2 separate regions of the Homo sapiens genome follow, and region 1 is linked to region 2. Evidence: chromatin loops called from intact Hi-C (ENCODE). Cell type or tissue: dorsolateral prefrontal cortex. All regions are shown on one strand. Links, peaks and the distances in the headings refer to the core of each region. The heading gives the core; the rest is flanking DNA.

Region 1 (15,858 bases), core at 5,851-10,850, 110 kb after region 2:
GAATTTTGATGAATGTATAATTGAACTTAACTGTCACTATATTTATCTATTTAGCCCATCATGTTATCTAAGAACAGATAATGTATGCCTAACCAAAGTAAAATACCTATGAAGACATGATTAGCGTCACTGTGAGTCTCAGTTATCTTTAAATAATAATCATATTCAAGTTATAGAAGTTACTTATGTTAAGGTAGGATTTTTGAATTTTAAGAAATACAAAAAAAAAGGAAAAGGTAAAAATCTATATAATTACAATTCCAAGAGAAAAATCGTTGTTTATATGTTGGTGCCTAACTGATATTTCCTTTACTCTTAAGCCTGGTTTTTAAGTGGTGTTTCCCCACTTCACTGATATTCTTCCTTGCTTCTTCTTCTTGAAAGTTTTCCATTTGAAAATCAATAGACTCATTATCTTCACTATTACTAGTACTACAGTTGCACCTTTCTCAATGGTTAAACCAACAAAGAATTGTTTTTTTCTTGGGTTTGAGCCAGAAGAATTCCATCCAGGCTCTGGCCTAACTTTAACTTGATAATTTTCACTTGGGAAACCAAAGATATTTGTAAGAATCCACTGGCATAACTGAGACCAAATTCCTCTAATAAAGCCGTGTGTGTGTGTGTTTGTGTGTGTGTGTGTGTGTGTGTGTGTGTGTGTGTTGAATATCTGCCAAAAATAATGTATTGTTATGATTTGTTGTTTGTTTTTAGTATTCGTTTTTAAAGTGTCCCTATTTTTGAAGAAAAAATTTCTACAAGTTTTGTTTTCCCTTTATCTCAATCTTCCTTTGGTTTTCATGCAAACTGGGAAATTTTCACTCTGCCTAGATCGTCAAATTTAGAACTCAGCTTTCTTTCTACAGTATTAGATATATGTTGTCAGGAAGGAAAGAAAAACAAGTATATATATATATCTGTGTGTGTGTATAGGTATCTGTGTATGTCTATTTATATATATGCATGTGTGTGTATGTATGTGTGTATGTATATATGTGTGTACATATACATACACACATATATACATACACACATACATACACACAAATATATATATATATAAACTGTTTAGCTGAACATATAAGCCATCTTGGTTTTTAAGGGCCTTAGTTACGAAGATGAGATTATCATGGAAGCAAACTGTAGAACTTTGAAAATTTTGAACTCAGTAATTTATCTAATCTGTGGTTTTGGGTAACAATCCTAGATCACAAAATTCATGAGTTTACTTTTCTGGAATCTGCTTAGTCCTTTTGATCTCCTATCAATATAAATTAAATGTCTATATTGAACTTGTTTATTATACATACTTTCTAAGAAGGAGTGGAGCACTTTGCAAAGAAGTCATATACAAACAGACTGGTAAAGCAGAAATTAAAAGAGAAAGTAAATATGATAAAGAGAAAATAGGAGCCCTGTCTATTCCCAAGTGAGAGAATAATTTTTATTAAGTGGTACATTATGTAATGGACCAGTTCTCAACAGTGGCTTCGTAACGTACACATAGGCAGAGTTCGTATGACAGGTTTTACAAAGACCTTTGTTCAAAGTAGAAAAAATACCACTGAAGCACTAATTCAATGAAGGCAATTATATGGGAAGATTAAAATGATGTAGTCTGCATACAAATAATCTATGTCAGAAGTGGGACAAAGAGGGAGATGGTCACAGACCTTATGTCCATGGATGCTTGTCTGTGGAGGCATGGCCCAGTTCTTATATTTGTAAATTCTAGTGCAGTGGTAGTATATTGGAAGAAAGAGGGGATGAACACATTATCTATTTCTTGTGCATTATTCACCCTTGCCAAAGCCCTGCTAGTCCATAGAATGCCCAGTCAATATTCACTGTTATTCAATGATAACGATTATTCTGGGTTATCTAGTGATCCTATGTGCACACATAAAAATCTAATTTCTCCACCCATTTGTCAAATTGGGTATTAGTTGTTTACATTGCAGTTCAAGTGGCCTTTATTTGTTGTTGCAAAATTAGAGGTCCTGTGTCCAAGCCTCATGCGTCACCATTTGATGTGTGTTGTTCTGAGATCTGCTATGCGCAGTGACATACCCTTGCTCCATGTGCTAAATATAAGAATGTTGAATGAACCCTCCTTTACCAACGTGATTTGTGTTTGTCGTTTGCTCACAAGACATAGAAAATCTTGGCAATATCTATTTGGGTGATGCCACATCTTTGCTCAAGTGCTTGTGGCCATGTGTCATGGTTGTACTAGGGGACAAAGAAAACTTTAAGAAGAGAGTAGTGCTGATATCCAGTAAACTTGCAATGATGCGTGCTCATGGAGGCACAGATCACATGGGTGACAAAAATCCACCATTAATCCTCAAATTCTATTTTTAAAATTTGATAAGAAAAGCCATTTGAAAAAAACATTATTTTTAATAACTAGGAACTGAATGAACTGATTTAGAGCTGACTTACTCTGTGTTTTATCAAGGGGGTAGTTACAAAAAAATTGAGTGCTAAAATGCTAAAAGACTAGTTAATGACTTGGATGAGTACTCTTTGAATATGTTGTAACTAATTGTATATAATAGCAGCATGGAGGTAAAAGTGTTACCATTTAAAATACATATATACACGGCTATATCTCCTGTAGATTTAGAGGATTCCATTACAATAAAGGTGCTGCTAATTCTTCAGTAATTGAATAAAATTTGAACAGTTCATCGTTAATATCCCTGTGCCTCAGTATCCTACAATCTTTTGTGAAATAAGTACATATGCCCTTTTATGCAGTGTCACAGCAGCTAGATTTACCATTCCATTACACAAATGTGGCTCCTTAATAAACTGCTCTAATATGTCTTTCCAGTGCTGGATTTTGATAGCTTTTGCTAAATGCAGATAAGAGTTAAATGTTCTTTGTCCCTTTGTTTTTATTCAAATGTTTTCCTTCTAAATTCATTTTCAAATTTATTACAGAAGAAAAGCAATGGGGCACCAAATGGATTTTATGCGGAAATTGATTGGGAAAGATATGTGAGTATCAGAAGAGTGTTTCTCTTTATTAAGTATTTTACAGTTTAAAAATGAGTTGAGGCATTCTTATAATAGGACTTAGAAATAAGCGAAATGCTCTCCATGTCATTAGGAAGTGTCTGGCATATTTAGGATGGGGCTAAGAACAATAGAGTCTGTCAGAACTGGGTTTAAGATCTTGTCCAAGCTTGTCTAACTTTATGAGATTTTTTGTGATTTATTTATTTATTTTAGCTGATCAGCTATTGTTAATGTTAATGTATTTTATGTGTGGCCCAAGACGATTCTTCTTCTTCCAATGTGGCCTAGGGAAGCCAAAAGATTGGACACCCTGATCTAGCCCCCACACATATCAGCTGTGTGTGGCCTTGGAGTAGTTATTTGCTGGGTAGCAAAAAAGAAGTCAGTAGTTACCACGTGTCATTGTTGCAAGGATTCAAGGAGCTAATTATTTGCAAAACATTTCAGTAACCTGCCTAGCCTGTAGTATTTGTTCAAAAAATGCTTTTTTAATATTAAATCTGGGTGTTTCAGCCCTGGTTCTACTTCTTAGAAGCTTTCAGAATAGAGGCAAGTCAACCTGATTTTGGCAGGAAAGGCTTCAGGGAGGATGTGACCTCTGGGCAAAGGCCTAACATATACATAGAGGCTAACAGGCTGAACATTTGGGGGAAGAGAATTGCAGGCAGGGGGAACAGAGTTGATGAGGTCCCTGAAATGAGACAGTGCTTGAAGCACCCAAATCACAAATGTTGGGAAGGAGAGAACATGTGGCTGAGAGGGGATCAATGGAAGATAATTACAAATGCGAAGCTAGAGAGAGGGGCAGGAGCCAGCCCTGCTGGGCCTTATTGGCTACACAGAGGCACTTGACTTTTGTTCTAAATGCAGCGAGAAGCCAGGGACGGGTTTTTAGCAGGTAAGTTACCTCAGTACACTTGTATTAAAAAAAAAAAAAGCAACTCTGAGAACTGAAGAAGGAGGAAAAGAGGAAGACCACAATAAATGCTCAAAAAAATGGTGAGTTTCAGACATAGAAAGAAAAATACTGTATGATCTTGCTTATACGCAGAATCTAAAAAGAAGCCAAATATGGGAGGCTGAGGCACGAGAATTGCTTGAACCCGGGAGGCAGAGGTTGCAGTGAGCTGAGATCGCACCACTGCACTCCAGCCTGAGCAACACAGAGACTTTGTCTTAAAAAAGAAAAAGAAGTCAAATACATAGAAACAGTAGAAAAGTAGTCAGCAGGGATAGAAAGAGAAAGGAAATGGAAGAAGTAGGTCAAAGAGTACAAATTTGCAGTAAGGTGAGATGAAGTCTAGATATCTAATGTACTAAAAATTTGCTAAGAGTTTAAGTGCTCTTATACACACACACATAAAAAGGGCAACTATGGAAGGTAACAGAAATGTAAATTTAACCGTAGTAGTCATTTTGCTATGTATATGCATATCAAAACATATTGTACACCTTAAATATAGACAATAAAAAAGATTTTTTTAATGGGGGCTTTTTCCATGGTATGTAGACCCTCTTCTTTCTCCATGGTTATGGCATTTTTACTGCTTTATTAACTCCCAAAACTAACTCTCCAACTCTGCCTTCTCTCACTGACAGACCTATAACCTCAACTTCAACAGGGCCACCTACAAATGCTTCATCTTCCTCCCCTCTAGGACATAGGGTATAGTCTGAAACACCTGGGATCAAAACCTAGATCTGACATTTGTTGGGTGTGTTTCCTTGAGAAATGGCGTCTGATTTCTCTTATTTTCCCCCTTGATAAATGGGATAATTCTTTTCACATATGCTTGTTATGTGGCTCAGTGAGGTAAAATATGGGTCACAATGCTTACCATATAATAAGAATCCAAATATGATCATTCTAATCCCAACAATGCAAACTGCCTTTTTATGTTTTCAGCTTCTTTCCAAAAAATGTTAGTTGTCTGCTGTTAGAATTAGTTCAACTGGGAGTACCAGCACTCTCCCACAATTTGAGGGTAGAAATCTTGGATTCCTCTTTAACCTTCCCTCTGCTTTTTCTCCTATGGCTGACTGATCTGTTACCAAGAACCAGCAATCCATCCTTTCAAACATCCTTGATTCATCCCATCCCACCAATAACTCTATCCATATCCTTAGCACATCTTGCCTGAATCGATGCACATGTTTTAAATTAGTTTTTCTTTCTCCAGTTCTTCTGCCCCAAGGCTATCCTGGAACATACTTCCAGAACTCCTTAAGATTCTGCTTTCAGTATGCACCACCCTAGCTGAGAAGCTGCAGTAGCTACCTCAAGTCCAAACTCTTCCCCTGGCCTGTTGGCCTCCGTAGTCTCATCTCCCCATCTCCCGCTGTGCAGCTTCTTCTCCAGCCATGTCATCCTTGCTGTTGCCCCTCTGTTTCCCCATCTGAGTCACCCAGTGTCCACTCCCATCTTGGTGTCTCTGAACAGGCTCTTCCTTACCACCTAGAAGGAGCTCCTACTCTGCCCTCTCCTGTCTGTCCTGAAAGACCCATAAAGACCTCCCTGATTCTTTTAAACCTCACTAATTTCCTTTTCTTGGAACCCTGTCTAACACAGGTGTTTTGTGTTTTGTATTTTCTTTTTAATTTTTACCTACCGAAACACACTTCAATTTCCCTGAGGACAAATAATCTACATTTCTTATCACCCATGTTGCTTAGCACAGTCCTTGGCTTACAGGAAATGCATGTTAAATTCTGCTTGAATGCTTTCTTTCATTGACAGTTGATTCCTCCTCGTTTATTTTCCCAGTAGGAGGACTCTCCAAGTATCCTTGAGTAAATATCTAAACATATTGCTCAGAATTCACTTCCAAAAGTAAAAACTTCATCTCCTAAAAGAAAAGACTTTTCTATATCCTTAAATAGAAGACTCTAGAAAAAAAATAATTTCTTGATCACTGTTAGGATAATAATTACTTCATGTGCACTTGTGTTTTATAGAACTCACCTGAGCTGGATGAAGAAGGCTACAGCATCAGACCCGAGGAACCCGGCTATATCCTTTCTTTATTTTTTTATTTTAATTTTCATTCACTCTCAGAAAACAGTAGGATAAATTCAGATTTTACAAAAGTAATAAAATAACCGAATCTTCACAAGTCCTGTTATCCCTAATATTAGAGATGAATAAACAGCACTGAGAACACCCTGAGCTCTAGCAAGCAGGCATTTTGCCTTAATCTATTCATAGAAAAGAGAGAGGAGAAAGAGAAAAACGTGCTAAAAAAACGCTAATCCCTGATATGACTGTCATTTACAGTGACTAGAAAATAGCTCTTACTGTCCTCTCCCTACAATTCAACTCTGGGCAAAGCATGTCACACTGATGCATTTAAAACTCATCGAGGATCATTCATAAAGCAGCCTTCCTCTCTCTGTAGATGAGTAAGCTCACATGTGCTTGTCTGTGTGTGCTGAGTATGACACAACAAATGGTCAACTGCAGCAAAAATGTAGGATATTAGAACCATTGCTTCTTGAAATTCACCATCCTTGATCATGTTCTGAGGAAAGGTGAATAAATTCTAACCCCTTCCTCCTTTACTTTTGTATGTTTTGCTTTGATTTTCTGCCATCTAAGGATACTTTTGCTGTCTCTATATGCAATTGCTCTTGTCTTGGAGTCGTTGCCTCCCAGTAGAAGAAAGAGTTATGTATCTTTAACTGTGTTCTACCTACCAAAGGAAAGCACTTTTATTCTTCAAGTGAATCGGAAGAAGAAGAAGAATCACATAAGAAATTTAATATCAAGATTAAACCATTGCAATCTAAAGACATTCTTAAGAATGCTGCAACTGTAGATGAATTGAAGGCATCAATAGGCAACATCGCACTTTCCCCATCACCAGTGGTGAGTGTTGTGTGTGTGTGTGTTAAGCTTTAGTGAGATTGAACAGGGCTATGTTCTGCCTATATGCATTAAGTCAATCAGAAACTCCTTAAATTGAAGCCTGCATATGGTCACCATATCATGAATTCTATAAATCTAAGAAGCTCATTCTAGCTTGAGAAAATTGTACTTATTTTATATTGCAGTCCTTGTGCTTTTCAAAAAGGTGAAAAATATATGGAACCACATTTTCTTTTGACTTATTTTCCTGCAAGCATTTTAAAAAGAAAAAAAAATAAAAAGATTATCCAGAATTATCTCTCATGCAGACTTAGCAACTAGAAACAACATGAAGTTCACAGATTTGCTAACAGTGATTTTTAAAAACACATCTTAGTTTCCTTTTTTATGATACACCACATGAAAATACGTGGAAGGAAACTGGTTATTTTTTGTATTGCTATGCTCTAAAACCAAAAACTAATCCAAATCATAGTCTAAATCAAATTTAAAACTCATATCCTTCATTCTATTGTATTATCAAATTGACTTAAATAATCTCATCTTTAAGGTACCTCAGATATAAGTATTGTCCTATTTATATTGTTCAAGTAGGTATTTTCCTACAGACAAGCTAAGATTTGGGGTAAAAAAAAAAAAGAGATTATTTTTGCACAATTTGCACTTTCATTCCCCAATTCCCAGCTACTAAGTTTCTTTAATTGCTGAATTCTGGGTTCCAACATGTACAGCCTTTTCTCTGTTTGATAAATGCCACCATTGTTTTCTAAAAATGGTTGTGAGGAACAGATGAAGGCTCTCAAACTGGCAGCTAATGTGTTCTTGGCATCTTCTTTAGAGAGATGTGATCTCGTACAGCATTCCCCCTGAACAGAGCAGTTAATAAATGCTGAACCATTTTCGAGATGCTTCAGGAAACATCTCAACTAACCTTTCTAAATGAATTGTAATCATCCATCTTTTGAGAATAAACTTTTGCCTCCCTGGGATGAAAAGTGTCTATAATGACGCTTTCTTTAGTGTTTAATGCTTATAATGGACTTGATCACTACTGTTGGTAACAACCAAAATGATTGCTAAGAGAAACTAACCACAGTAAATAATATTTAAGGTGATTTTTAATCATATACTCCCCTGCTACTTTAAGATGTCTTCTTGAAAAGGGAAGCATGAAATGTATTAGTTTTCTTTTCCTTCTATAATGGAAGGTGCAGATTTTAAAGTTACATATTGGCCTGTGAGTTCTAGTAATGGTGGTATTTTAAAAGCACACTCTTTCACTTTTCAGTGGCATCTTTCAAATTATTTTTCACTTACTGAATAATATTTTTTACTGAAAATCTCCTTAAATGTCTAAAACCAGTTTACAGCCATGTCTGTGCAGTTTATTTTATTCACTTCTCTGAGTTTGTTCTCTGTGTAATAAACTGGCCCTTTGGAAGCTACCTGGGGTAAGTAAAAGAAGGCAAGTTCAGAGGATTAAGTGAACACATTTATGTGAAAGCAAATGTACCGGCACAGTCCCAGAAACATAGTGGATGTTTGCCGGAATGTAGCTGAATCCAGGAAGGAAGAGATTCCCTCTTTTGAATGGAATATGTATGCCTAAGTTTTCTGGTAGCTATTCCTCCAACCAGATACATTGCTAAGGATGCAGCAAAATGTGGTGGTTTACTCTAAGCTCTTCTCAACATCTATTTTTAAGGAAATATATTGACATGATGTGGTTAAGATTCTGATGAAAAAATGTTAAGGGAAGCAGAGTGAAAACTAGATGGAGACACCCAGAGAGAGTGACCTCGGAGTTACTCTGTTTCTGCAAACCAACAACGCCACAGACCAAGGGACCCTCAGCTCCCATTCCTGCACCCACACCTCCAGTTTGTTCCCTGTAATGTGAGAACCTGGATCTCCTATTTTTGTGATTCCTAAATATTTATAATTTTTCATAGTTGGTGTGGAAGAGTGAGCTGTTACTACTTTAGGAAAAGGTGAGCAGGTTTCTGGATGTACATGAGTTTAAAGAGAGGTTGTAACTGAAAACATATTCTTGGCTTTAGAATCTTTGCCCTCTCCTTGATAACCCGTGTGTAAATATAGATAGATATAGATATAGATAGTTTTGTTGTTGTTGTTGTTTAGACAGAGTCTTGCTCCGTTGCTCAGGCTGGAGTGCAATGGTATGATGTCGGCTGACTGCAACCTCCACCTCACGGGTTCAAGTGAGTCTCTTGCCTCAGCCTCCCAAGTAGCTGGGATTACAGGCACGTGCCACCATGCCTGGCTACTTTTGGTATTTTCAGTAGAGACAGTGTTTCACCACATTGGCCAGGCTGGTCTCGAATTGCTGACCTCAGGTGATTCGTCCGCCTTAGCTTCCCAAAGTGCTGGGATTACAGGTGTGAGCCACCGCACCCAGCCATGTACATATATTTTATAAATGACATATGCAGCACTTCCTCTCCAGAGCCAGATAAGCAGAAATAACCTAAAATCCAGCTGGTGCCATGATCAAAATGACAATGATTTTGGACTTTCATGTCTCCAGCCAAAAGAGCAGACAATTATACATCTATACTTTCTTCAGGCACTAAAAAGGAAATAGGGTCTACACAAGTTAATGATATATCAGAATATTTTATTTAAACTATGGTTTTTATACTACAAAAGCATCAATCATTACATTAATAGAAATGAGGAAATTTCAAATAATAAATTATTCATAACAATGGTTTACGTTGGACTTCTGATTTATGTTTCTTTTGAAGTTTTTAAGATAAAGTCGTGCCTCACTTATTCTTTTCATTTATTTGTTAATATGTATCCATGAACTATAACCAATTTGATCTCTTTTATCATGAATTGGTTTTATTATACTTGAATAGTTTCGCTATATATATTGGGCGGTCAAATTAACGAATGAAATGAAATGGGAGGAATGAATGAATCATATAATTATATGTATATACAATATAAACTTATCTGAAATTTACTTCTCAAGACAAAGTGTCAGAAGCAAGACAAATCAAGATTTTAATTGCTGGCAACAATCCTATTGTACAGTTAGACAAATAAACAAAATTTTAGTCCAGATTTTGCCTTAGCCCTTGATTTTGATATAGAAATAAAATATAATGTTGGCCAGGACAAGGCAGAGCACCAAAAAGGCAGAAGGCTAATGCAGGAGTTAACTCACAGGTAAAGGATAATAATTCTTTTTCTTATCATGTTCCAGCCTGCTGATAAGATACCAAGCTTACAGGGCAAAGAATGAACATCACCCAGGTTTGCCATCTGGTCAGGTTGATTTGGCATCTGTGTAAGTTAGAATATTTGTTAAGCTGTTTTAACAGAGACCAAAATAATAATGGCTTAAACAATATAGGTGGTTTCTTTCTCTCCCAAGTGAAAGTCAAAGCTGATAGACAGTCCAGAGGTAAAAGAGTCTTACTCCAGTGGTCATTCAGAAACCCAGGAATTTTCTGCATTATTGCTTCTCGTTTCCTAGAGTAGCACTGCTGCCTTACCACTGCAAGTACTTCCATGCACCAGCCTTGGGATGGAGGAAAGAATAAATAAAAAGCAAGTGGTTTTCTTTAAGAGTTTAACTCAGAAGTTGCGCGCATCACTACCACCCAGATCCCACTGCCACAATTTAATCACATGGACACATTCACTGCAAGGGAGTCTGGAAAATGTAGTGTTTTGCTAGATAAACATGTAGTAGCCAGCTAACATTCGGGGTTTTATTACTAAAAGACAAAAGAACAAATGGCTATTGGTGGACTTTGACAGTTTCTTCCACTGGGTCCTGAATTATATTGTATCTGCATCTTAAGGTTAGAATTAAGTAATCTCAGATTATTTCAGAGAGTTCATTAGGAAACGGGATTTCTTCCCATATATGTTTTAAAATATTCCCAGTACCTATTAAATCCAGAATGTTCTAAAATAATTTTCTAATCACTAATTTATAAATACTAGTGATACCGTGCTGCTTGTTAGCTAACAACAGGTTGAACAGAGACACTCCAGTGTCCCTCTGTTTATGCAGGTTCACTGTTTTTTAAGGCAGGCTGTTCCATTGCTGAAAGAAAAGTCTTCCTTTTATTAAACCAAATATGTAATTTTGTCCTTGATTGTAGTTGTACTCTTTAAAGGATGAACAAATGGTAAAGCCCCTTCTTTTACCAGTGAGTTTTCAATGAAGCAGAATGACTCCAACTCCAAGTTCAGTGTGCAAGATGTTTTTTAAGGAGTGACCTTGGACTTAATACCTGTGATGTGGGGTGGGCAGAGGGAGAAGTTGAGCTGCTTTACACAACGAACAACAGCCTGAGCTGATCCCAGGGAAACTCAGGAACTAGTAGGAGCCTTCAGAGTTAGTGTGAGTTTGGCTAAGATGAATAACCTTGATACTGCTCAACCAGTCAGTGCTCTGATGTGGGCCACACTAGGAAGGGGCATGCCCTTGGGTTAGGTAGCTCTCTGCAGTTGAGGCAGATCCTGAGGTGCTGACAGTTGAAGGCTGCCAATAGCCCTCCCAGCAACTGGTGCAAGGAAACCTTCTGAAGAAGATTCTGCATGGTGCATTTTGGTGTCCATCCCAAATTCTCTGTTCTTGACATAAGGCCTAGTGTGTCATTGCCATTCAATTAATGCTTGCAAGTGAGTGAGTGAGTGAGTGAACAAATACATGAATGGAACCAGGCTAAGGACACAGAACCATGGCATGTCACCACCCTCCAGTTTTACAACCATCCACTGATAACACCCTTCAGCCTCCTTTGTTCACCACACAATGATTCTCCTAACTGTGCCCTAATCCTGGGCACATATTTTCATTCTTTTTTTCCAGAACAACACTGCGTTTGAGAGACCTGGGGTGTCTATGGCATTGCCTAGACCTACCAGGCCAGAAACCCTATCAGAGAGAGTGATAGGTTCAGTTTGCCCTGTTTCTTTGCGCTGGCACCTAGGGTTATCACCTTCTTTTCCAAGTGCTTTCTGGCTATCTGTTTAAATATTTTGTTCTAGAATTTTGGGTTAATCACAAGCCAGTGTGTAGTAACAGAAGGCACATATCACATAGATTCAGATTGTCCTGGGCCCCAGCCCAGGTCGACCACTTTCTACCTGTGTAACCTTAGACAAGCCCCATAACTGTTCTGATCCTCCATTTCTGCCACTGTAAAGGAAGGATGATAAGAATCCTTAAGGACTTTTTGTGCAGAAGATCCTAATAACAGTACATGATGTGTAATTGGTACTCTGCAATTGTTCATTTCTTCATTACTTAACCTAGATTCTTTTAAAAAAACCACTTCTCCTTTTTTGAGGGTCATGCTCTGCTTCCCCATGTTCAGCCTTCTGACCTAACAGCATACTGTGTTTTCATGTCCTGGGTTAAAATGTATCTACATCTCGAGGCTAGAATTCTGTTAAAGCAGCTTGGAATTCTCTTGCCTGTCTCAGACTTTAATTCTGAGCCAAATCTGATCTGCCTTTTAGAGGAACTACTTTTAAGTTAGTTTTCTCCATCTTGGACAATTATGGTTGATTTCTCTTTAAACACAAACAGAAACTTTGTACATACCCCCTGAAGGAACTGAGGTACAGTGGGAAAAGTGCCAGCCCTGACCTCAGCCTCTTGCTAGCAGTACTGCTTAGGTAAGGTACTTAAACCTCAGTGAGAGTCTCAGTTTCTTTCTGTCTGAAATGGGACAAACAAACAGCTACCTTACAGGGTGGTTGTTGCCATGGTCATCTCTTTCTGCTAGTGCAGTGTAAAGACCACTCTCCCTAAAGGAGGAGATAGAGACAGATGCAACACGAACAGTTCTGTGGTTTGCTTGCCTTTACACCACACTCTTTACATTTAGGGTAGAAGCAAACCTCCATTATATCATACAAGAAAAGGCTTTGTTCTTAAAGAGTAAAATAATTTTTGAAGGAGGCTAAATAAAATAATCAGTGCAGGAATTAATTATAAGGAAATATGACTTCACACACACACATGCACACACACAAAAAAAATAACCAAAGTCAGAATTCAACATACAATTGAATTGAATTGAATACAATTCCCTTTAAGATAATTTGAGGGAAAAAGAAATGACACTTACTCCAATGATGTCCCAATTACTCAAACAAGAGGGTTCTACCTCCTTTTAGTTGATGACTTTTGGTATGTTGAAAACCCAGTGCCTTGGTTTCTTCATCTATTAATGGGGTGACTCCCATACCTACTTCATTGGGCTATTTTGAGGGTTGAATGATTTAATGTATGTAAAGTACTCCTAATAGAAGCTACATGTAAAGATTGTCTCATTGCTATAGAGCCTAGGGCACATTTTAAAGAATATCATTAATAGTGATAAATAACTCAAATTTCCAAAAGTAATTTAGAGCCAAGACCAGTAATTAATTACCCATTAATTACCCAAAGCATCAAACTGGGAAAAGGTGTTTTTTGTGATGCCTTTTGAAGACAATTCCAGAAGGAAGTATCCCTAAATTGTTTTGAGTACCATCAACATCCCCTGAATACATATGGTACTTCTTCGGGAGACTTATTGAAGGCTAACATTCACAATGGCACACTTCATTGTGCATCATGGATAATTGACTTTATTTCTAACTCCCCCTTCAAATCATTTCACAAAATATATGTTGAGCACCTTCCATGTAGCAGGCACTGAGAGCTAATACCAGAAATACTGAACAGTCTGAGAAAACAACATCTAGTAGCAACCAGAAGCTGAAATTTTTCTTGTGGTTCAAACGCTTGCCTGTCTTCACTTCAGTTTCCTGATTGGTTTTCTGCAGCCCACATTCCCCCTGGCCTCCATTTCTAGGTCTCCTGGCTTGCTCACCCTTCCTAGGGTCTCAGATACGGACATCTCCATTCCTTCCAAATCCCACACGGAGCACTGTCTGACACATCTGCACCATGTGCTGTGCTCAGCAGGTACCTTAAAACCTGTGGCTCCCATGGCTTTTGTGGGAGTGAGAAGACAAATGCTATGGTTTAATCTTTGATGTGATCTTTTCCTTTTATAATGTGCTCCCATGGATTCCTTTATTTTTGTTTTTCAGAGAGCCAATAATCCCTTCTGGCTTACCTTGAGAAGGTGTCTTTTAACTACAAGCATTTTGTTCCTTACTGATTAAGATACTGTGCTCTGGAGTAAGTCAGAACTAAGTTTGCATTCTGACTTTCCGTTTATTATCCATGTAGCCCTGAGCAAATTGCTTAACTCTTTAAGCCTCAGTCAAGGCTTAATCGAGTGTAAAATAAGGTTAATAATACTGCCCACTTCATAGGATATTTGTAAGAATTAAGGAATGCATATAAGGTGCTTAGTACTTTGTAAGTAAATTTATGTAAGGTCTAAAAGAGGTGCTTAGTAAATGATAGCTATTATTAATCAGGATAACAATAAAATATCAAAGTCATCCTTTAAGCTCATTGATGACTTTGAGAACTTATCATGGTGATGAATTTGGTAGTGGCAGCTGTGAACACGAGTGCTGTGTGTCACATACATTAATTCATTCATGCTCCCAACAACCTGTGAGATCAGTACTATTGATATCCCCACTTTACAGATGAGAAAGTTGAGACATTGAGGGATTTATTATCTCACTCGAAGCATCACAGCTAGTAACTGAAGTTGCTGGGATTTAAACTCAGAAAGTTCTGTTTCTAATTGAGAACTCTTAACCACTATATTACACTAGTTTTGATGAAAGCCATTGACTCTCTTTCTAGAAAAAAAAGTTCACTAGCTCATTCAAAATATTTTACATACAATTTCTGAATGCTCACATGAAATAAACTCTTTGAAGGATATCGATGGATGCTCAAAGGGCCCATAATCCCAGCCCAAAGGGCCCACCTCACAGACTTTCTCCCCACTGAGTTCATCCACATCCACCCATAGAAGACCATCCAGTCTTCTATGGTACAGCACTTCCTATATTGTACCACATGACAGGAGAGCGAGGCTGAGTTGACACCTTGCCAGGTCAGGCTTAAATGCTGTTGTGTGATATGTGATTTCTCATTTATTAAAATTATCTTATTATATATGCAGATTGTTTGCACTTTTGTTTTAAATGTTAAGGAATGATGTCCATTTTATATGGCTCATTTATTTCAGTTCCCCTAATCAGTTAATCAATTGGCAAGCACTTTTTATGTCAATGGCATATTATAATAATGCTATGTTTTATAAATGCCCAGTCATGATCAAAAGGATGAAATGAGTAGCAGCACTATTAAGCAATCTGGGAGGTAGTGATGCCCCTATTTTACGGAGAAACCAGCACAGAAAGATCAAGAGACAAGGATAAATAGAATGAACACAGGCTTTTGAGTATATATCTTATTATCTGTGTGGTCATAGGCGAGTTCCTCAACTCGGAGCTTCAGATCTCATGGCTGTAAAATGGGAAAAAAATTGTGTCTACCTTCTTATGACATGAGAAAATATTGTAAAATACCCAGTTCAGTGCTGTCTCCCAGAAAAGGTGCCATTAAATATCAATCACCTTCTCAGCTTTGCTTTCCTTTTCCTTAAGTTCAGAGACTTGTAGGAGGCAGAAGGAAAATAAAAATAGCGAGGGAGGACTTGAGCAAACTCACAAGGGCTGAGAGAAATGATGTGAGAGCAGGAGCTGACCTACCCTGGCGTGTAGGCTAGTGCCTTCTCCCTTCCTCTGGAAAGTAAGTGGTACAGTGAAGTAAAGAATCTGACATTGAGTCATGAAGGAACAATTAGTTTAATCTTCATCCTGGAGATTTGCAATGCATAACTTTTTAACCAAAAAAATATGAGGAGGGGGAAATAGCTTTGAACTGGAGACAGTCTGGTGTTGTTTGCCTGTTCCATGTGGCCCACCCACCCTTCCACCCCCAAATTAGCCTGCCAGAGAGCAAAATTCATGAATTTGCCGCTGCT
Region 2 (15,858 bases), core at 6,264-11,263:
CATCTCCGATATTTTGGGTATAAACCCTAAGCCTTTCCAAATCTTTAAAGCCTTAGGTGAACAGGTTGCATGATTAATATTATAGCTTAGACACATATTGATCCATTTAAATCCTCAGGCTTCAACAAATTTTGTCATACTATTCATACTGTTAGTAGATTTTGAAATGAGTTGGACTGGATACTGTTCTTGTTCTGGACAATAATCACAAAACCTAAAAGAAGCAATTGGAGTTTATTTCTACTGGACTGTGCATATACAAGTGTGTTTATCAGCTGAGATTGAGCATTAAAGCACTGCACATGCACGTGTGATAGGCCTGATTACAGCAGAAGCCTCCAAGGCTCCTCCTACCTTTCTCTGCTTCTGTAGTGCCCTCACCTTGAATAGGATCTGTTGACAAGGCCCCTTCTGGACAGTTGCTGACAGGCACAAGGAGCTTATGGGTTTTGAATGGAAAGGATTTGCTAAATAAAGCTTCAATCCAAACTTCACCCCTCCCTTCCAGAGGTCAAGGCACTGAAGTTCTTGGTAGCTATGGCAATTACAAGGTGAACCAATGAATTATTGACATCTTAGGGTTTGCTACTTGACACTTATCCCCAGTTAAATGCGGTTAGAAAATTAAGTTCATGCAATTATATTTTCCAAATGAAAATACAGAGCGAGACAGCTTTTTTTAAAAAAAATAAAAATAAAAGTAGCCATATAATTGAAGATGGTACTGCCTCTGCAGTTCATTGTCAAAGATTGATTATCTCCTAATCTAAACATCAACACATTATCCTTTTGAAATTAAGTATACCAAGAGTCAAGACTCTTTTACTTCTAGGAGTTAATTCTATATAACCTAAGTTCCTCAGCTAATATGACATGTTATGTATTCAAATGTCTTTTATTTCCTTTTGATTTTTTTCCCTCGGTTCTAGCATATGATTTATTTAGTTTGTAATGGTCACTAAAAAGAAGGTAGTGGATACCAGTGAAAAACACTATTTTAGGATGACAATGGCCTTCTTTGGGCTTGACTCTTAAAAGAAATTATGTTATTTTATGATATTCTGATTATTCTCTAACTTCATCCACATCTTTGAACTAAGCTGAACCACTGACCTCTTATTTTGGCTAGTGACCTTGAAAAAGAAAAGAACTTCAGGTCTCACAGAGCTCTTTCAAAGTAAATGATCTTAAATGACTTCACTTCCGTTGTCTCTCACTCTCTAATCCACTTTTGGTACTGTCTGACTTGCACCTCCTTGGCTTTATCTCCTATTTCTAGCATTTCATTTGTTTCTTGCATATGCTTACAAGTCTCAATATTAATGATTTTTGACGTTTAGTACTTCCTGGAATGGACTGAATCATTTAGGACTCCTTTTCAAGTGACAGATAGCCAAGTTGAATTTGCTTGAGCAAAATGGAGAAGTTACTGGTTACTACTATGGACACAATGTCTGTGTCCTGTCAAAAATTCATGCTGAAACTTAATCTCCAATGTAGTAGTACTAAGAGATTGGGACTTTAGGAAGTGATTAGGCCATGAGGGCTCCTCCCTCGTGAATGAGATTAAGGCCTTTATAAAAGAGGCTCCACACAACATTCAGCCCTTTTTCCCTTGCACCGCTTTTGCCATCTGAGATATAGCATTGCCTCTGGAGGATGCAACAACAAGGCACCATCTTGGAAGCAGAGACTAGGCCCTCATCAGACACGCAACCTGCCAGAGCCTTGATCTTGGACTTCCCAGCCACCAGAACTGTGAGAAATAAATTTCTGTTGTTTATAATCTACCCAGTTTATAGCATTTTGTTATAGTAACCAAGCAGACTAAGACATGTATAATATACATACATATGTAAATGTTTATGTACATAATATAGAGATTAACATAATGAAGGTTTAGTTCTCACACATTCAAAGTCTGATGAGGACCAGGCAGCTCTCTGAAATTTGGAAGGGGAAGAAAGGTATGGAGAATATGCAGGATGTTTGTAAAGGCCAGGCCTGAAAAATTCCATTGGCCTTAATTTCGTCATATGACTCCATCCAGCTGCAAGGAAGGCTGACAAATACAGTCTTCCTGTGTATCCAGATGGAGAAAGTGGTGTGATAAGCATGTACCACTGTCTCTGACACAATTTTATTTATTTTTCTTCCTAATATTTTGGCTAGCATCCATAAAATAGTATTAAATATTAAATAACGGTGATGATAAAGAACAATTGTCTTATTTTTTATTTTTATTCTTGATAATGAAAATGTTTTCATTATGTTTCCATTTAAAAAATGGCCTATTTGGGGTCAAGATATGTATTTTCACCATCCTGGGGAAGTTTTATATCTCTTTCTTTGTTAAGATTTATTTATTTCATGAGTGATTTAAGTTGAAATTTATCAAATCTCTTTTTGGCAACTATGAAGACAATTATATGCTTCTTTTTAAAAGCTTAATATTGTAAATTATATTAGTAGACTGTTAATGTTGAATTATTTTTTCTTACTTTTAGAGTAAAGTCTAATATAATATACAATGTTCTTGAAAAGCTCTATTATGTTGGCTGTCATTTATTTCAATTTTTGTATCAATATTCATAAGTAAGATTGAGCTATATTCTATTTTTAATTATTTTTGTCATGTTTTATAATTCATAAGTTGAAGCTTTATGGAGCTTTTTCTCTTTTTCCAGTTTCTTGAGCTGTCAAAATTGCATCGGAGTGATTTGATTCTCCAAAGAGAGAAAGAATTCCACTATGCTTGGGACAGTTGCTGTTGTTGTAGGTTTATGCTTCAAGCACATAGCCACTGGGCTATCAATGTTCAATCTTGGCAGTACCCATTATATCACTGCTTATAGCTATAACATTTTTAAATGTTTAATGAGAATGTTTTTATTACTTCCATGCACTCTTTCTGGCTCTCAGTATGCTCTTTTATCACAGCAATCTGCTCTTATTTATTGCTGCTGTATCTCTGAAATTATATCAAAACTAAAAAACAGATTTTTTGAAAAATGCCTCTCAAGTTCTCCACATTTCCTCTGCCTCGGTGGGGACATTTCCTATGCTTCAGTGAGCTGTAGTTATTTTCCTTCTCTTTTGAAACTGTTGAATTTTCTCATAGATTCAGTGTTACTGCTTATCTTTATCAATGTAGGTCTAGATTAAGCAGTACTCCCAGCTGATATAAATTCCTTCAGCACTCATGTAGCTATGAACACATGGCTCTTGGGATGCTCATAGTCCAATGGGTGAAAAGCATACAAGGGCATGTCTTGTCTTTGGCATAAGTGGGCCAGCACATAGAGTCTTCCCCCCAGGGAAACAGGAGCATGACTACAGGTTCTGCTGGTTTCTCTCTGGATACAATCATATTATGGGTTCTGTTTGCCATAGAAACTTGTGTGTATATATATATAGTATACACACACACACACACACACATATATATACACATATATATACACACATATATACACACATATATATACACATATATATATACACATATATATATACACATATATATACACACATATATATACACATATATATATATACACACACACACATACATAGGCACAGTAGTCAGCATATGACAGTCCAATGTAAGTTTTGGTTTAAAAAAAATCTATCATGAGAACTCATCAACATGGCCCCCAGTGACTGGTTTGAAAAGTGAACAATGATCCAAGCCAGGTCAACCACAGTCCTTCCCTGGAAGTTTTTTGAAGGAGATCTAGCCTAGTAAATCTGTGAAGAGGTGAGCTTAGAGGATGCTAATGGTCAGGCCTGATCATGTGGAGAAAAATTAGTAAGAGAAAAGGAGATGACATGCTGGAAGAGACAGAGAGAGTTCTGAGTACTTGGTTCAGGTAACAAAATTTCCTGGATTGTCCTGGTTCTTGCTTTCCCTCAGCTGTTCAGTTCTTGCTATAATTCTATGAGCTACCTCAATAAATTCCATTTTTGCCCATGTTAGTTGAAGTTGGAGTTCTTTTATTTCAGCCAGGAATAGAGTAACTATGGGAACCCACACACACACAAATATATGTATCTCTTTTTCATCTATATCATCTCATGGAATTCCAATTTTTCAGTCTTGCCAATTTCCAGGACTTGGGCAACATATTTTTCCATCTACATTCACTGAATTACCTCAGTGGGGATAGCAAAAGGGGCAGAGTCAATTGTCATGTTAAGAGCACTACCTTGGAGATACACAAACACATACACAAATCTGGATCCATATTTTAATGCTAATTTTCTTTCCTCCTTTCTTTGTGACTCAATTCTCATTGTCTTCTTTCTCTTTCTAAAATATAAACAAATTTCCCCTTCAACCTAAAATTGGGAGATAGTGAAGAAGCTCAGCTTTTATAGTAGGAATATAATAAGATTTCATTCTGAAACACTATGTAATCAGCCATTACTACCATACAAATGTTATTTTAGAAAAAATGTTGAATGTCTAGTGACTTCAGCAATTTAGTTTTTGGTCTTGGACCAGTCATAAGTACCATATCAGAGCCTGGTATGATCTGGGTTGACATTCACATCCTGAGCTGAACTCCTGAGCAATTCTTGCACTTTGATGCAAGTCAGTTATTTACCCAATCTTTTCCATATACCATTTGACTTTCATTTCAGAATTGCAAAAAGTATTCCATGGTTTTGGAGGCTAGATATTCTCCTTTGCCCTTGCTGGCAAGCAAAAATTATACGATGAAGTGATAAAATTTGAACCACAACCTAAAGTATTGTCTTTGTTCTTGATCAAAACAATTTTTTTTTCAAAAACCTATGAGAGGCCAGGCATGGTGACCCACACCTGTAATCCCAGCACTTTGGGAGGCCGAGGCTAGTGGATCACTTGAGGTCGGGAGACCGAGACCAGCCTGGCCAACATGGTGAAACCCCTTTCTACTAAAAAAAAAAAAAAAAAATCAGGTGGACATGGTGGGGCATGACTGTAATCCCAGCTACTCAGTTGGCTGAGGCAGGAGAATAGCTTGAACCCAGGAGGTGGAGGCTGTAATGAGCCAAGATCTCACCACTGCACTACAGCCTGGGCAACAGAGTGAGACTGTCTCAAAAAAAAAAAAAAAAAAAAAAAAAAAGAAGAAGAAGAAAATAAAAAGAAAAAAACCTATGAGAAAACACCACAATTAGGATAATCTCTTTTGATTACATATTTGAGCAAATTTTATTGAAACAGAACTTCATTCATTGGATGTTCTATTGGATATGCTATTGGTAATAGCATCTTCTTTTTAAAGGATAAAATACACACAACTGATGAAGTTGCGGTGAAGTTTAGCCTTTGGGATTAGCTTTACCACCTTGAAATACACATCCCTTTCTGACAATATCTACAAACTTCTGCTTTTCCTATAAATAGTCATTGACCAAAAGAATCTTTCCATTGACTTGCTGTCTCTAGATAGTTGCTGCAAGTCTAAAAAAACTTGAAGTGTACCCATACCAAACCTATCTGAGAGGATTGCTCTAACACACTGTAAAACTTACATTGGGAGGAAGAAGGCAGGCAGCCTGGGTTTCTCCACCTTTCCCTTACATCCTAACAATGGCCCCCACTCCTGCACCTCAGTGCTTGCACTCACCTCCAGATTTTACATGATACTTTTTTCTTACTTACAACTCCCTATATTCTTTAGAACTACCACTTCAAGCCCATTCCAATTAAGTTCTGAACTCTGAAATTTCACCTCTGTAAAAAAAAAAAAAAAGTCTTTCCTAATTAACCTCATTAGATTTTGATTTCCTACTTAGCAGCCTTTCAGAAATCTCCAACATGTTACATCTTTGGATGCATCACCTGGTCTTTCACTAACTTGTTCTCTGTGCATTTGGTACAACTCCCAGTTGGCTGCAAACTTCTTTGATGCATCTGCCAGCCCTTTGGTAGTAATAATACTAATACTAAAAAGCTAACATGCAGGTCTTATTATGCTCCAGACAAAATGCTAAGTAATTTACTAGCAGAGTATTTGAATACTGTCTGGCACATAGTAAGCCATTAATACAGGTTTGTTATTATTACCATTTATAGCTCAATTAACTTGGCATTATTATTCTCTCCATTTCAGGATAAGAAAACTGTGAGGCACAGAGAATTACATAAATTGCTCAGAGTCACAGAGCTCATTATGTGGCACAAACAAAACTTGGTGCCCATCTATTTGACACGAATACCCATCAATGTTCTTAATCATTACAAAACATTTGCTAAACACACACACACATGCACACACACACACACAAATCAATCCTTTTTGCAATAATACCCCTCCAGTTTTCAGAGCAGTGTAAGTTGTACTCAAGGCAGGTTTTACTTAGGAATTCATTCCCCTTTTAAAATTTAACTGTCTTAGAGACATAAGAAAAAAGTCACAAGTATTTGTATCTCCCTGAAGAATTTCATTTTAAAATTTAGAGGCCACTGAAGTATGTGTCCTTAGGGAGAACAATGGGTTTTTCAAAACTTCTAAATTGCTAAGGAGCTGTGTTTTGCTTTTCAACTATTAATATGCTACTTCAGTCAGTCACCAGTACGTCATATTTGCTTTGGTAGAAAGAGCTAGGCCATGTCCAGGGCTGAGCAATAGAAAAAGTTCATGAGTATATTGCTAATAGAAATGATTAATAATACATTACAGGCTCAACCCTGATCATACCATGCATCTTCTTCCAGTTATTTTGAGTACATTTTCATTGGATGCTCACAATTGCTCTCTATTGTAACAGCTTTTCTCCTGGTCATACTGTGAGATTATACAGGGAGAAATGCCCACTTCTGATGTTGTTTTTCCTGAGTTCTAAAGAAGGCGTTCCCTTTCCTCCCATCTCCTTTCCTTTTTCTCTGCCTTCTCTCTCTCATAGGCTGCCCTGCCCTTTTCTTCCTTCGCTGTCTGAGCTTTCTTGAAGGGAACCAAGGGTCGTAGATCCCCCAGGGCTGGGCCCTTCTGAAAGGCTCCATGGTCTCTGGAGAGCAGTCAGGTGACAGACTGAACCCAACCGGGCCCAGTGACACAACTTCCCACTTAGGCAACTACACAGCCCCCAGATCCCATTCCTGGCAGCTTCAAAACCCTGGGCTCCGCCACAACCAGGCACAACTGCCTCCCTCCAGGTTTCCACTTGGGTGAATGAATAGGCTTGAAGGCGACTCCAGATGCAGGAGGCGCGTCGCGGAGAAACGTGTCATTTAGGAGAAAGTTTGTTTCCTACAGAGACTGCAGTTGGCAGCTGCAGCCCCAGTCGGTTGCGAGAAAAGCTCCCCACCTGGGGAAGCGAGGCCGCTCCCGTGTGCGCTCGGCGGGGAGGACGCGGTGGCGGCGGGACTCGAACTCGGTCGTCGAAGGGCGCCCCGCAGGGTCCCGTCTGTAGCCCGGACGGCGAGCCCAGGTTGGAGTGGGAGGGAGCCGGCGTGCACAGCTGTCTTTGGTCGGGCTCAGGCTTCCGCTCCCTGCCTGCTCCCCTTTCCAGCCTCCCGCCCCAGAAACGATCTCGAGCGTTGCCAGTTTGATTCCAGAGCCCCACTCGGGTGGGTTCTTTTGTTTCTTTGTTTTAATGACAGTTCCCAGCCCTTCAGCATGTCATGCGCAATTAATTCCCTGGCTCTCACGAAGGCAGCTGGGGTGAAATTTCTTCTGCATCATCCTTTTGGGGATGTTTATGATGTGACGTCAGTCGGATTGATTTTTCTCTCTTGAATGAAGGATGGGAGGGGAGAAAGAGAGACGGAGAGAGAGAGAGACGCACAGATGTGCACGGAGGCCACAGACACTGACATTTGGAATTCCTTCAGGGTAAAAGGACACCGGAATGGGAGCTTAGAAGTGTGTTGCTAAGATTTCCGGCTGCACGGAATTATTAAGTTTTTCTTAAAAAAACAAAAAAAGAAAGAAAGAAAGAAAAAGAAAAGAACCCCCTCCGCAGCGAGCCACTTAGGTGCTGCTTTCACGCCAGAGTCCCCTGTTAAGGTGGCAGCCCTTGATAACTAATCTCGGGCACCCAGCCGCTTCTGTAAGCTTAAGGAGACGACGAGGAGGGGCGGGGGAAGTGCGTCACCAGGTGGGGAAGGGGCTGTGTATTTGGTGACAAGCGGGAGGCGATGGGGGTGGAGGGGAATGGGGACGGGAAATAGGTTCTGTGTGCTCTCCGGGGGTATTGTGTCAGGAGATGCAGGCTGGCTACCATGTGACGCGGTCCAAAGCTGAAGGGATTGGCCGAGGCAGCGCAGGCGGTGCAGCTCGGCCAGCTTGCCGTTCCTCTCCCTTTCTCTCAGCATCTTCTTGGTAGCCTGCCTGTAGGTGAAGAAGCACCAGCAGCATCCATGGCCTGTCTTTTGGCTTAACACTTATCTCCTTTGGCTTTGACAGCGGACGGAATAGACCTCAGCAGCGGCGTGGTGAGGACTTAGCTGGGACCTGGAATCGTATCCTCCTGTGTTTTTTCAGACTCCTTGGAAATTAAGGAATGCAATTCTGCCACCATGATGGAAGGTAGGATGCTTTCTGCTATGGTTGACTGGCTTCAGGCAAGGTTTGGGCAGAACAGCATTAAAGAATATGTGCAGCCAGTGTATGTGGCGGTTCTAGAACCTGGTTGCCAATGTTTTGCAAGCAGAAATGCTGCAGTTTGCTTGCAGTGGATCTGGGCTCAGACTAATGGAATCAAACCACAGGGCTGCTGCCTAGCTCAGAACCTACAGAGCTCCCAGCTCCTTTGAGAGAGAAAAGCCTAAAGTGTTTGCAGGGAGCTGAGATGGAGCTAGGAAAGAGCTTGCAGAGCAAATAAGTTGGGCGAGAAGATAAGGTTTTCTGTTCTGGGTTCCTGGGACTACACTGATTAAACATTTACAATGGAAACTTGTTTTCTGAAATTGACATTAGACAGGAGAGGTCATTAACAGAGTTATCCATACAGACATTTTCAGTGAACTGTTTAAAATTGTAAAAATTCTCATAAGGTATTTTTATCTCTGCAGTTTACATCATATTATTGGGATGGGGAGGGCAGCAAATTTGGTCCATAAACTGTAGTTGTATGAGAATGTCATTGCAACAGAATGAAAAATATAAGGAAAATATCCGGGCCTCTTGCCTCCTGATTCGGGGTCTTATCAGGTTAAAAAAGAATTTTGTGCTCCCTAAATGCTTTCCCTGTCCAATGGATTTTAGCCAAGTATCAAATGATTATTTGCTGATGATCTTTTCGCATATTCAATATTGAGTGTAAGGAGGAACTTTCCCTGGAGAGATGCTATTTAAACTATATTTTATTCTGCTAAATTACCCTTCCCAGTCTGACACTGTGACAGCCAAGATTGTCTCCAAAAAGCAGCAAGCTGATCAGGAAAGAAGCAAGCAGCTCTATGCAGGCTTTGATTTTCTGTTTTCACACTATAGGATGGTGCAAAACTCCTGGCCTTTCCTAAGATGACAGGCAGAAATTTGTCCCCAGCCTGGATTTCACAATGCAGAATTGAGTGCATAATGGGTCTCAAATCAGCCATGAAAATGGCAGAGAGGCCACCTCTTAAGCCAAGGTTTGTCCTACGGATTTTAACTATTCCTTAGAAATTTACCAAAATGGAATAAGAGGAGGAAGGTTTCATAAAAACAGCAGTGTAGCCTGTACTTATTTGGCAGAAATGAATTCTTTTTGCTCTCCCTGTCATCATGTCAAACATTGTTAATGTGATTTGGGGGAGTGAAGAATTCTAGAGTCAAAACCCACAGATTTTAGAAGATAGCCTTAAAAGAGAGGTTGGGTATGATTTTGTTATGGAGCTGAGTCTTGTTTGCAAAAGGCTCTCAAGCTAGCCCTTTAAATCCAGGCCTAAATAAATTGAGATTGCTAACACTCTCAGATTAAATCATTTTCATTAATTCAAAATTGATTTAATCTTTGAATAACAAGGCAAGACAGAGTGTTATTTATGCACTTTTCAATTAAAAGCTCATGTGGATTATCTTCTTCAGAAAAAATATCTTGCCTGTAGAGGTACTGTATTTCTCCAGCTCAACTTCATATAGCTTTCTTAAAAATGCATCTGCACACATTCTGATTAGATTTCAGTGTTGCATAGAGAATTGGATGCTCTTTCTTTTCACTTCTTGCCTTGCAAACCATGGCACTAAAGTATCTTCTTTGAAGGTTGTAACGTTTTTTGATGCTCATGAATGATTCTCCTGGTAATATGGTCTATTGTGCCATCCAAGAATGTCAGTTCAAAGCTCTGTGATAAGCTTATCCAGGCTGCCTAAACCAAAATGAGAACTGCAACAAAGACTTGTGCTGGAGCTGAATTAGCACTATTGCTCTGGGTTTGCCAAATTTATCTAATGAACAATGTTATCTTAGCACTGGTATGAATTAGTATGAATTATACTATGGATACAGTTGTCTTTCACCAGATCTTTTGCAAGAGAAATTGGACAGGTGTTCCCACTGGCTTAAATAGCTAAATGAAATTAACATTTATTTCTACCCATAGCTCCTACTTAAATGTTTTTAAGCCTTATTATCTTAATAGTTCGGTGACCTTAGAAAGGCAAATAGGAGTTTAACCAAAAATCAATTTGCTATCAGTTGCCTTCCAACTTAGTTGACAGTCTTTTTGGCAATATACATTCATGTTTCTGGTATTGCATGGCAGAATTTCACCTCTGAATTGCTCTTATTCTGAAGGTGTGGTATATAATTATTATTTCAACTTAACTCATCTCTAGAGATTGCCAGCCTCTGTACATCTACCACAATAACCTTGGAAAGATAAGGAACCTCATAAAAGGCACCCCAAATTTGTCATGGCAGCTCTTCGTTGAAACATTAGTGGACTCTGAGAATGTGCTACCAAACATCTAGTTAAAATCATATTTCTTCTGAACTAGTGTGTCTCACACACACACAGAGTCATCCACCCAAACACATTTCTGGAAAGGAAGAAAACATATATTTGCACTCGTGTGGCTGTACATTTCTATATTGCTAAAGTGTTTTAGTCTGCTGCTCAGAAAAAGCATGGCCATGGCAACTTTTCAAAGGCACTTCTCTACTTTGTGTAAAGCAAGAGTAAACAAATATTCAGCAGAATGGGTCATAGTAAACTACGTTTTGTTTGTGTGGAACAGGATATAGGCTCCATTCATTCAATGCCTATTGGAAATCCATCCAATCATAGATGATAAATGTTACTACCTCCTCAGTGATCCTAATTTTGTGGAAGTCAACGAAATAATTCCCCAGGGACCACAAGCAGGTGATTAGTGGTTTGTGGCTCCATGGTTCTTTTAACATATTTTAATTAAAAAACATATTTTAGGGGACTTGATTTGCTGCTTCCTGCATACTTTATCTTTTGGCAGTGGTTGGCATTGAGTTGTTTCTTTTCTAAAGAAAGCCACATGATCTGGAGCCTTCTGTAGTATAAATATGAAAGGAAAGATGATGAGCAAAGGGAATTATTAACTATGGAGTGTACATATTGGCTAAGCTTACAATGAAGTCTATGTGGTTAGGGCAACTATTCAAGGACTATTTTTTGATATATTATTATTAAAGTTTGAAAATGGCATTCTTTAGCTATCCTTTCTAAGATAACTGGAACTAAGTCAGAGTTTCTTGGGCTATCTGTCTATTTGTGAGGGTGTCTAGAAAGTACTTTCCTTGTTCACGTAGGCCCAACTGAAGGCGTTTTGCGTTTTTAGTTCCATATTCAGGCTCTTAGGTGCTATACTAGAAAGATAAGTTTCTGGGTGCCAATGGTTTCATTTTATATGACAATTTAAAAAATTAACAAGCAAATATTTTTAAGGGCTTACTGGGTTTAATTACAATATTCAGGATAATTTAATATATTTTATTATATTTACTACTCATAATAACCTGAAACTAAGTATATTGTATATACGGTGCTTTTTTCAGTCCTTTTCTACCTTTCAAAAGTAAAAATAATGCATTGAGGCAAAAAAATGGTGGAGTGAAATTTGAACCTACATCCATTTAACCACAAAGCTCATGTTTTTGACCCTCTAGGAACCTCTTAGTTTTGCTTTGCATCAGGTTGGGCATGTTAACCTAATTGAAAAATAGGCTGTAGTGCCTTTGGTTGCATATTCTGTGTCTCTCTGTTTTAAATATGAATATTGACAGAACTATACTCTTTAACTTCTTATTAATGCCTTTTATGTCCAAAATCATTATTTAAAAAATTTTGCATAATTGAAGAGTAACTAAACTTCTGTTGTTGCAATAAACCTTATAAACACTAAGAACTTCTTCTTTTCCTATCTAGAAACAGAGTTTTACTAAAATAACATTTGGAAAATTCTTTGGTTTGGTCAGAAAAGAGCAAGACATCTTGAAGCTGGAGCTGTTCATTTTGTATTTAGTTAAGAAGTTTTAAAGGGAATGCTTCTAATTTTCCTACTGATTCTCTTCTTTAAATGATGAAATTACTTTAGAAAATCTAAACATGCAGATAGAAGATTCCAATATATGTTCCATCACCTGTGTAATTTCTCATCTTCTCCAGTGTTCTGTATCATAAAGAACCTCTTTAGATATATATGTTCCCATCCAAATGTCAGGGGTCATCTTTATACTTCTAAAAAGAATATGGAGTCTTTAAAAAATTAAATTAGATAAACCATACTAGAAGACTCTGGATCATTCTTTCTGTTGGATGTAGCACATACACTATCCATGTTTCAAATAAACAAGGTACAGGAAGTTACCAACTCACAATTTTTATGTTCCTGAAAGTTTGTTTGTGAGCTGGTTACTTGGAACATGTTTTCCCATAGGAATAATGATACAAATAATAGAGTCTCACACAAGTCCATCAAAGGCTATTAACCCAATATCTAGCTAACATGCAAATATTTGCCATAAAATGTGTAAAGAACAGTATGGTTCCCATAGTAATCAAATAGAAGAAAATTATGGCATTAAATGTGTTTTTAATTTTGGATGTTGCTGTTTGAAGGAAAGAAGCTTTAATTGGAGGACAATGAAGAGCTGGAGAAAAAATTAGAAGGTATTTTCAGAATACCATCAAATACTTTAGGTATTTTCAGAAGTTTTAGATACTCATGACACTGGATTTTTCAATTATGTTCAATTTTACCCTCATACTTGTGGCTTATCTTTTCTCAATTCAATTTTATCATACAAACTGCTTTTAAATTATGAGTAAAGTCATGATGTAAACTCACAGACTGAATTAAAAGTGGGAGAGAGAATTTGCTGAGATAATTCTAAAGGAGTTGGAAGAGAGAAAAATGATAAGGGATTATTATGAATTTGGGCTCATGTGTCTGAGTAAGTCCCATTTGGAGAAATTAACTGAATAAGAAAGAGGTCATAGGTAGAACAGAATTGAGGAGCATAGTAAAAGCAGGAAAAAGTACGGTGTGAGGCAGAGGTATTGGGTCTCACAGGTTTGTGTGCTAACTACCAAATGTAGGTGTGGGCACATAATGGCAAGCTTTCCATGGGAGAGAGACTGGGGAAGTGTATTTAGACTTGGGAAGCGATGGGCCTCTATTCTTGGAACTTGTATGTTGGTTAACTACATCTGCAGGATATTAGAAAGATCTGATATTAGAAAGATATTAGGCATCTAGAATTAAATACTTCACATGGCATGACTTCCTTGTTTAAGAAAACTTCTATATCTTCCCATTTCTCTTAAAATCCATAGGCTACAAGACCCTGCATGCTCTGGCCTGCTGTGCCTTTTCAGGCTCATCAAATACTTCACTCACACTGAAAGCCACACTGCCTGCCTCCTCATGTTTAGAATAAACACTTTCATGCCTCAGGGCTTTTTCTTTGCCTAAAACACTCCTTTTGCAGGTCATGGAGTTACCAATTCTCTTGTGGTCCCAGCAAAACTGTCACCTCCTCAGGCAGCCTTTGCTATCATCCTTGTCATCTCAAACATATATCCTGGGCTACTGAGTCCATCTCAGCCCGCTCTCTCTCCTCAGAGCTGTGTTTATGGCTTGTGGTTGCTTTCAGTGCATGGGCTGAATCTCTCACTCAAATGTAAGCTCCACGAAGGCAGAAATCTGGTCTACCATTTTCATCTCTGTATCCTTAGCTCTTGGCACACTATAAATACTTAACATGTTTATTAATTGAATAAGTGAACAAAACTAGATATAAATGGCTCAGATAACTGTATACTATTCATTATTAGGTATTATTTTGGGCATTATGATGGACGTAAGAAAAAAATGCTCAAATATGTATTCTCACTGGAGAAATAAAATCAATAAACATGAAACAATTAGGAAATAAGACAATATTCTGCAGTGATAAATTGTGAGAAATAGATAATATATATTGAGATGCAAAAAAAAAAGAAATAGTTCATTTGAAAATATGTACTTGAGCTTGAATTGTTTTGGTGATGAGCTCCTAGGAAATGATTTCATAATGAAAAGAGGCACATTGTAGCACCACCATTCAAAGAATTCCCAGAGTCAGTTTTGTCAGTATGCTGGATGCTTTTTTTCTTTTCTCTCTTCCTTTGCCTTCCTTGCATTTCTGCCTTTCCTTTCTCTACTTTTCTCATTCTTCCATCCCACCTTTCCCTTCCTGGGTTCTCATTCCTTTTCTCTGGTTTATGACCAAGCCTGAAAATGGTGGCTTATAAAGCCAGCAGGTTCGACTTGGAATGTGGGAAAGTATTTTTAAATAAATGAGTGAATGTAAACGAGTGTAATGTTGTTCGGTGTATTTGTGTGTACAGTGGCAATGTCATGGAATATGAGATTTTTCAGATGCAAATTACTCCTGATTGAAGAATTTGTTAATCTTAGGAGCTCAATGTGTTAGCTGATTTTATGCAGTTGGGCTTTTTGGTTGAAAGAACATGAACCCAGAAGTCAGACTTGAGTTTGAGTCTAAGTGTTGTGACTGCCTGGCTGTATGCCATGAGAAAGTTACTTTACATTCCTGGGCTCTGTTTCCTTGCAAACAAAATGAGATAATTGATGTGCCATACCTCTAGAACTTCCAGCTCTAACAGTCTCTGGCATTTTCTGAATGATTAGGATTCCTCACATCTACTCCCTCCAAGGTTTGAATTCTAATGACTGACTCCTTTTCCTCTCACCTCAGAATATATTCATCCCTGACACACAAATAATTCAAATGCATTACTATCTACCTTTTATTAGTTTAATTTTTCTCTATGTTGTTTATTCTGCATCCACAATTTACTTTTGCCTCTTTGCTGTACTGGAACACAAAAAGTGCATTTATGGCAACCCTCTTCTGCAACTCCTAGTCTGGAACTGTTTATTTATTCATCAAATATTCTGTATCGAATGCACACTAGGCATTATTCTAAGTGCTATAAGCTCAGTAGTGAACAAAACAGATTAAAATGTCTGCCCATGTGGGCATCCTTTTGCAGAAGTCAGTCAGCATGAGTTTATGTGATCCATGGATCAAGTGACAGGTGAGCATTCAGAAGTCTAGCATTCAGATACCCGTTCTGTGAATGTCTTGTGACAGTGCCCCTTGGGCTCATTCTTCTCACACATTTAATAAGTGAATGAGTGTCATGTCCTTGTCTTAGCTCACCATTCCAAGCCCAAAGTTACAGCTGAGAGCTCAGCAACAACTCTAGGCTTGAACATTTTCACAGAAAAGATGTAAATGCCATGAAAGTGTCATTCCAGGATCAAAATTACACATCTACTCACATGTTTTTTGGTGTATACCAAAAACTTTCATTTTTATTTTTGGTTCATATCCACTTCTGTTATGTGTCAGGACTAGTGGTTTAGGATTTTTGAAAGCTTGTGTGGAGTT

What was found. A loop is a pair of places that touch in the nucleus more often than their neighbours do. Peaks named below come from ENCODE experiments on the same cell type or tissue, not always from the same donor. Only the 100,000 strongest peaks of a DNase experiment are listed, where the experiment ranks them.
Region 1: it touches region 2 in a loop (10-fold over the local background); 3 of 110 quality-filtered maps call a loop at or near these places.

The regions. Positions count from the first base shown.
Region 1 is chr1:66,636,828-66,652,685 of GRCh38, forward strand. SGIP1 (SH3GL interacting endocytic adaptor 1) reads left to right here. Exons shown (of 25, transcript NM_032291.4): 5 at 2,950-3,006; 6 at 5,983-6,037; 7 at 6,717-6,892. Among named protein-coding and RNA genes, the nearest start is that of MIR3117, 16 kb to the left of the region's middle. RefSeq lists an enhancer at 12,308-12,477. In dorsolateral prefrontal cortex, for the core only: a CTCF peak has its summit at 7,846; no DNase peak of the experiment used is centred there; H3K4me3 peaks cover 524 bases.
Region 2 is chr1:66,525,844-66,541,701 of GRCh38, forward strand. It overlaps SGIP1 (SH3GL interacting endocytic adaptor 1), which reads left to right and starts at 8,310. Exons shown (of 25, transcript NM_032291.4): 1 at 8,310-8,525. The coding sequence starts at 8,516. In dorsolateral prefrontal cortex, for the core only: no CTCF peak of the experiment used is centred there; DNase peaks (open chromatin) are centred at 7,218 and 8,228; H3K4me3 peaks cover 4,503 bases; H3K27ac peaks cover 5,000 bases.